Linked DNA regions of Homo sapiens: regions 2 and 3 are each linked to region 1. Evidence: read pairs that join two places in POLR2A ChIA-PET (ENCODE). Cell type or tissue: HepG2. All regions are shown on one strand.

The links. Peaks named below come from ENCODE experiments on the same cell type or tissue, not always from the same donor. Only the 100,000 strongest peaks of a DNase experiment are listed, where the experiment ranks them.
Region 2: POLR2A ChIA-PET joins it to region 1 with 16 read pairs; 4 of 35 experiments call an interaction of 5 or more read pairs at or near these places.
Region 3: POLR2A ChIA-PET joins it to region 1 with 21 read pairs; 4 of 35 experiments call an interaction of 5 or more read pairs at or near these places.

Annotation. Positions count from the first base shown.
Region 1 is chr2:3,464,593-3,467,092 of GRCh38, forward strand. TRAPPC12 (trafficking protein particle complex subunit 12) reads left to right here. Exons shown (of 12, transcript NM_016030.6): 9 at 1,005-1,103. Among named protein-coding and RNA genes, the nearest start is that of TRAPPC12-AS1, 17 kb to the right of the region's middle. In HepG2, no CTCF peak of the experiment used is centred here; a DNase peak (open chromatin) is centred at 1,469.
Region 2 is chr2:3,535,078-3,537,577 of GRCh38, forward strand. It overlaps a transcript of RNASEH1 not described here. Among named protein-coding and RNA genes, the nearest start is that of ADI1, 17 kb to the left of the region's middle. RefSeq lists enhancers at 815-2,014, 922-1,216. In HepG2, CTCF peaks have their summits at 600, 1,005 (motif pointing right) and 1,823; DNase peaks (open chromatin) are centred at 1,234 and 1,814; H3K4me3 peaks cover 1,674 bases.
Region 3 is chr2:3,517,726-3,520,225 of GRCh38, forward strand. ADI1 (acireductone dioxygenase 1) reads right to left here and starts at 1,806. Exons shown (of 4, transcript NM_018269.4): 1 at 1,643-1,806. The coding sequence starts at 1,762. It overlaps LOC124907725 (a long non-coding RNA gene), which reads left to right and starts at 1,821. Exons shown (of 2, transcript XR_007086195.1): 1 at 1,821-2,231. RefSeq lists silencers at 713-912, 1,393-1,452, 1,533-1,852, 1,923-2,052 and enhancers at 1,472-1,993, 1,994-2,500. In HepG2, no CTCF peak of the experiment used is centred here; DNase peaks (open chromatin) are centred at 756, 1,276 and 1,846; H3K4me3 peaks cover 2,235 bases.

The DNA of each region.
Region 1 (2,500 bases):
TGCGAGAATGCAGGGGAGCATTTAGTGCAGGGCCTGCCGCACACAGCTCGCTCAATAAATGCGGCGATCACTGTCATCCTGGAGAGAGCCCGGGTTTGCTGGGGACTTGAGACAAGCTACCACTGTGTCCCACGTGACTTTGGCAAGACCTTCCTGCACGGAGACCGCGTTGCTCACACCTGGAAAGGGTGACTGGGTCCGCTCAGCGTCCAGCAAGTGGCTGTGATGGGCCGGCATGAGTGGGCAGATGGACAGTGAGACTGTGCTGCCAGGCCTTGCCCTTGAGGAGGGGCCACGGGCCAGACCACCACAGGCAGGGCAGAGCGATGAGGAATCCAGCAAAGGCCTTTGGCAGAAACCAGATGCCCTGAGCACGGCAGCTGGCACAGCGCTCCTACATGTTCCCCCGTAGCTGTCTCTAAAACGGGAAGGTCTCATGCGTGCCGCACGGAGCACACGACATTCACGCACTCTGCAAGGCCGACCTCCATCACATACTCAGCCTCAGCAAACTTGTTTTGTGGTTTTTCTTTACATGTAAAGGTTTGACCTTAATTTCTAGCATAGAAAACGTTTAAGAGACACTTTAAAAATTTGGCCTATGTATTTGGAGGATGGAGATGAGACAGCGTTCGCCAACTCACATGATAACTTTGTCAGGAAAGAGAGTTAGGTGCAGTCCAAGTGAAATATGAATCGCTGTTTAGAAGATGGAAGCAGGAAACAGACCCTCAGGCCCAACTAAACCGCGACAGCCCCCGGTGACAGGCAGGACCCCGCCGTTGCGATGCGCACAGCTCAGAATCCCGGCCCGACTGCAGTCGGGAGAGCAGCCGCCCCCTGGCAGCCGAGCACCGCGTGCTGGTTTCCAGCTTCCCCGCCAGCTCCTGCGTCAGCGTGTCCTCTCTCTACACCGCGTCTGTATACACTTGTGCTCTTCTACACGTGTGAAACCCACAGTGCTGTTCTCAGCTCTAAAGTACGTTGGGTTTTTCTTCCCACAGGATTATGTGCTGGCCGTGGAGGCGTATCATTCGGTTATCAAGTATTACCCAGAGCAAGAGCCCCAGCTGCTCAGCGGCATCGGCCGGATTTCCCTGCAGGTACCTGTGCACGGTCAGACATGAGCCAGAAAGGCCTTATGATAGTTCTTTGCTCAGATGGGCGACTGTTTGCTTTTAATCATTTTAATATAAGAAAGACTGCAGAAAATATTCCAATTCAAATGTATGTGACCATGAAAAGGGTGGGTTCTTTCCAGGAGTTCTGGTTTGACTGTGGGAGGCCCTGCTGGCTTTTGTGCCTGTTGCTAAATGTGAACCCACAGAAAGTGTCATCACAGCCACACTGAAATGAGTTACTCTAGACATTGTCCTGCTGCAGTTACGAAAGCACTGACTAAACCGTGAGGAATCTCAGTTCAGCTTATCCCGTAATAGTCACTCGCTGATATTTTGCCTGAAATAACCCTTGAATCATGTTTGCTGGACAGACAAAGTCCAGACTGAACAGTGGTCTCAGTAATGCACAAAGCTCGGCAGGACCCCCTTTGCTAAGAATGTCCTTGAAGCTGGAATGCATTTTCCTGGAATATTTGGTGACAGGGAGGTCACAGGGAGTGATGAGTCCCGCCCACATCCCTGTCAATCCCACCCTTGCAGGCGGAGCACAGGGCAGCTTCTGCCCCTCTCACCCTCAGTCTTAGGTCACGTCCCAAACCTGGGCCAGGGAAAGGAGGCACGAGCAAGGGATGGCTGAGCGGGGAGAAGCAGCACAGACCTTCCACAGGCACCCACTCACGGTGAGCCAGGCCCTGCGCTGAGCATTTCACCTCACGGTGTGACTGGCTTGTTTTACAGATCAGCAAACTGAGGTCTCCTGGTTAAGTGATATCCAGCTACAGGAGGCCACATAGATAATGGGGAAGCTAGAATTTGAACAGGGCCTCTGTGAACTCAGGGCCTGCACTCTCAGCTAACAGCTGGTCCTCTCCCCCTCCACACAGTTGCTCACACATGCACTGACACACGTAGGCACACGTGCACACACCATCTCCTGCACGCCGCCTGCTTGTGGAAGTCCACATGGGACACCAGATAGTGTTGGAGGACAGCCCTGTCCATGGGCCCCTGTGGTGGGGCACAGCAGATGACTGTCACTGAATAACCCCAGGCAGGCACAGATGCGTGACGCGTGAGCTGCCACCATGGGCATCGGCTCCTGCCTGCACTGGGATGCTTGCAGCAACCCTCGTTACCTGTGTGAGAAAGCTCTGTGTGGCCAGGATCTCCAGGCTGCCTCATGTGTAACATTATCCCCTGGTTATCATAGTAAAATAGTACGCTGGGCCTGCTCAGATTCCTCACTACCCTGGAGACAATCTCGGAAATTTTATTTCAGAGTCATATTTTGCACAATTTGAGAAGTAGATGCTGAATTGCTTTTGCGTCTGGAAGTGCTTCTCCTTCCAGGGGGAGCCACTGGCTTGACCACAGCGAGG
Region 2 (2,500 bases), 70 kb after region 1:
ACAGCAGTGTGAGTGTACCTAATGCCACTGAACTGCACACTTAAAAACGGCTAAGATGGGCTGGCCGCAGTGGTTCACACCTGTAAGCCCAGCACTTGGGGACGGTGAGGCAGGCGGTTCACCTGAGATCAGGAGTTCGAGACCAGCCTGACCAACATGGCAAAACCCTGTCTCTACTAAAAATAAAAAAAAAAATTAAAAAGCCAGGCGTGGTGGTGTGTGCCTCTAGTCCCCAGCTACTTGGGAGGCTGAGGCAAGAGAATCACTTGAACCCAGGAGGCAGAGGCTGCAGTGAGCTGTGATTGCACCACTGCACTCCAGCCTGCGTGACAGAGTGAGACTATCCTGTCTAAAAAAAAAAAAAAAAAAGGTTAAGATGTTAACTTTATGTTATGTATATTTTACCATAATTTTAGAAATCAATTTTTTACAAAGAAAGTTCCATCTGAGTAAAGCCCAGGCAGTGGAACAGCAAAGCCCCTGAGGCAGGAGGTTCCCAGCACATTGAGGAACGGCAGTAAGAGCCGCATGGCTGGAGTTGGCAAGTGCAGGTGAGGTGTGGGGTGGGGACAGGGGGACACCTGTGGGTGTGGGGGAGGAATTTGCATTTTATTCTGAGAGGGACAAGGAAGTCACGGGAGGGTCCTGAGCACAGCAGCGACGTGATCTGACATGGTTTGAAAGTGCCATCCTGGCTGCTACCTGGAGAGGGAGGAGCTGGGGGAGAAGGTGCGAACCCACCAGGAGCTCTGCACTAGTACAGGCAGGGAAGGACGCAGCCTGCAGTGGAGGTTAGGGCTGATCAGACTAGAGATGTGTTGAAAATGGAACCAAAAGCCTGTGCTGGCAAACTGAACAGGGTAGGACACACAGCGGGGTCCAGGCGTGAGCACTGTCGGTCCCGGCCACGAGAGAGCCAGCACCAGGTCCTGTACTGACCACAGACACGTCACTGCCCCAAGACAGGGCGGTCGTGTGCTGCTCAGATGGTTAAAACAGAAAAAGAACATTGCCAGCAGAGGGAGGGCCCAGAGACTAGAGCAGGATCTCTCTGCCTCTTACTTTACACATTAGAGAAAGGAAAGGACTTGTGGAAAAATACTAATTTCATTGCACTCACAGAGTAGAGAATTTTAAAAGAATGACGTGTGTGGCTTTATCTGGTGAGTCACATGTCATACAGGGAAGAACGGTCGGCCTAGAGTCAGAGGAGCTGACTCGGCTGCAGTTTCCTCCCTGTAAAATAAAACAAATGGGCCTTGACAAAGACCTTCCCGGACCAAGCTTGCGTCCACCGCTCCGAGTCCCCTCCCCTCTGGGACCAAGCTTGAGTCCACCCCTCCGAGTCCCCTCGTGGACCAGGCTCTGACCTTGGGCTCTGTCCTGGGCTGGCTCCGTTTGAGCAAATCCTGCTGAGCCTGCTTGGGGAAACCCACCCTGACTCCTGACGTTTCCACTTAGGAATTTCTGTCCACAGGCCCCACCCCTGCTCCGGGGCTGTCAGCTCCCACCCATCCCTGTACTCGGATTTGAGCCCCATCTCTCTCCTTTTCTGCAAAACCTCACTGGAGTGGGCCCTTGAATAATGCCTCTTCACACCCTTAACAAGAATTTCCTTTTTTTCTTTACCAAGCATCCCAACCTACCATTTCAGCCTGCTCAGGCTGCTGGGACAAAATACCACAGGCTCGGGGGCTTGAAACAACAGAAATCTATTTTCTCCCAGTTCTGGAGGCTGCAAGTCTCAGGTCAAGGTTCCCGCTGGTTCCGTTTCTGCAGAGGCTCCTTCCTGGCTCGCAGAGGCTGGTGCGTGGTCTGTCCCGGGAGAGTGCCCCTGCAGGCAGGAGGGAGCACGAGCACTCTGGGGTCTCTCCTTATAGGGACACCCATCCCATCGGGTCAGGGCCTCCCCACCCTTATAACCTTAACCCCAGTACCTCCTTAGAGGCCCCTCTCCAAATGGCCACGCCAGGGATTAGGGGTTTGACATGAATTTTGGGGGATCCATTCAGTTCCTAAATGTGATCCCCATCAATTTTCTTCTGGGTTTCAAAATGTTAGGTTAAAGCATGTTGTCTACCTAAAAGGAGCACACTACATATTATACGAATCTCAGATACACACACTGTGCCATGTCACAGAGTTTCACAGAGCAGATGGGAGCTGCAAAGACTGGGGTGGGATCTGAACACCTCAGCTAAGCATGTGTCCACCTGGCCACTGGGGTTTCTGCTGGTCAGAGTCCCACAGCACCGATGCCCTTTACCTGCCCTCTTTGAAGGCAGACCTTTCGAATATTTTTTATCAAATATTTATTAACAGGTATTACAACATGATTCAAAGATCAAGGTAACATATAAAAAGGCTAGGCACAGTGGCTCATGGCTCTAACCCCAGCGTGTTGGGAGGCCGAGGCTGGAGAATTGCTTGAGCCCAGAAGTTGAAGACCCGCCTGGACAACGTAGTGAGACCCCAGCTCTAACAAAAATAAAAATTAGCT
Region 3 (2,500 bases), 53 kb after region 1:
ACTGCACTCCAGCCTGGGCAAAAAGAGCAAAAAAAAAAAAGAAAGGAAGAATATAAAAACACACAGGACATTAAAACCACAGAGTAAACATGATTTAATTTTGATAGCCCTGACTCAGAGCAGAACTAGACGGTAGGAAAAACTATGTTTGAGCCCATGTAATAATCTAAAAGATGTCTATTAAAATAAATCTTATTTTATTCTTTGAATACATTAAGAAGCTGACCTGTAATCTCACTCTTGTTCTTGTTCTTAAAACCGTCAAATGCACAATGAAACTCCCCAAGTGTATTAATTTGAACCCTCTGGTTGTTTGGATTGTGGATAAACATAATAAGTCAAAATTTATTCTCCTCTCATTAATGGAAAACTATAAACCACTTGATTGCTTTGAAGAAGTACCCTCCAGCAAGGTAAGTGTTAAACCTTATCCTAGGAAAAGACAAATACTATGTAAACATTAACATGCATGCCCTGTTTCGCACTGGTATGCCAATTGTCACTTCCCTCTTCTGTTATTTAGGATAGAACAAGATGATATCCAAATAGATTATGCTGGAATATTCTATAATCCTTTCCCAAGGGAAAAAGTGTGGTGTCCAGGTAACCCTGTGTATTTCATTTAAATCACATGAATGAAGATTAGATCCAGTCACCCCTCAGCCTATCCCTGAGGCCTACCCTGGCCCTCTCTTTTGCAGTAAACCTTTGTTACTGCAAAACCATTTGCAAATAAACAAGGTGAGCGGATCTGGACTGGTGCTGTGCAAGCAACGGGACACCGGTGCAAAGCCTAGCCCCGCCTTGCAAAGCTAGCGTTACAGAGGCAGGGCTGACACCGGGCCCAGCCGGGACCCAAGCCAGCTCCACCGCCCACTGGAGACGCCCCCACCCCACCACCGAGCGCTACCCCCCGGGGATCCCCGACAGACCGCGGCAGGACCCCGCCTCGATCTGCTGGCGCCCGGTCCCTCCCCCAGGACACTTTCAAGCGGAGTCCCCCTTCCTCCGATAGAAGAAACCCCTGGGCCTTTGACCGAGGTTAGCCAGGCAGGCAGGGCGTCGGACAAGCCCAACGAGCCCACGAACTCGCAGCCCGCCTCCGGCGAATCTTGCAGCCCTGCCGGCCGACCCTTCAGGTCGCTGCCAATCCCGGAGCTGCGCGTGCGCAGCGAGTCCCGGCTGCGAGGCCCCTGACTCGCCAACTCTGCTGCTGAGCATGCGCAGCACACCCCAGGCAACAGAAACGGACCGCCGACCCCCACCAGCCCCGCTGCTGAGCATGCGCAGCCCACCCCAGGCGCCGGAAGCCGACCGCCAACCCCGTAAACTTCGCTGCTGAGCATGCGCAGCACACCACAGGCGCTGGGGGCTGACCGCCGACCCCTCAACGCCGCTGCTGAGCATGCGCAGCACACCCAGGCGCCGCGCAGGAGGCCCTGACCACCCAGCCCCACTGCTGAGCATGCGCAGCCCACCCCAGGCACCGGGAGCCGCCACGAACCCCCAAATCCCGCTGCTGAGCATGCGCAGCATGCCGCGGCTCCCAGGCCGCTGCCCGGCACCTGGAGGAGGCTGGGCTGTGCGCGGCGTTTGGGGGTCGGCGTCGCCCGCACGCTCTGCGAGGCTTGGGCTCGCGTACCTTCCAGTAGAGCACCCCGAGCCGCCGCAGCTGCTCCAGGCCCACTGGGCGGCCGGGGTCGGGGCGGTGGGGTTGCCGCGGGTCGCCCGGGGCGTCGTCCATATACCAGGCCTGCACCATGACGCGCAGTGCGGGTGCCGTGTTCGAACCCAGGGGCCGCGCTCGGAGCCCGTCGGCCGCGCTTTATCTTATAGGGAGGCGTGGACGCGCATGGGAGCCGGGATTGGGCGGCTGGTTGGAGGCAGGGCCGGCGCGGGGGAGGCCCCACGGCTCCGCTGTTTTCGGAAGCAAAGGCATTCAAGCCCCGACCCTGTCCTGGGCACCCTCGGACCTGCCTGAGGCCCGCGGCCCGGGGCCAGCCGTTCGCCAGACGCGCCGGGCAGGTGAAGCTCACCGTAGGCATCGCACGTGCCTTGTGTGTGCTGCCGCGGTCTCCCTGCACCTTCAGAGCAATCTTGTGAGGCAAACGACGTTAAACGTGTTTAGAGTATGGAAAGCAAATGCAAAAAAAAAAAAAAAAGAATAAGGATTTTGTTAAGCTCATGCAGTCCATATGGGCACAGTTGAGACTTCACAGCTCGGATCCCAGGTGAGACATTGTCCTCCACCTCCCCGCTCGCCAGACTTTTGCAGTGTCGGCATTCTGCAGTGCTACCCTGTACTTTTTAAACTTCCTCTTGTTTCCTCTTTTCATCGTTTCTCCCTTCCCCATACACTGTAATGTGCTAGTCTTAGAATAAAAACAAGCTTCCCCTATCCCATTCTGAATTTTTCAATGTAGCTAATAAAGTCCAGCCGCTTGACCATCCTAGATGTCTTTTCAAACCAACGAGTTGAAAAAGATCAGATTATCTCAGC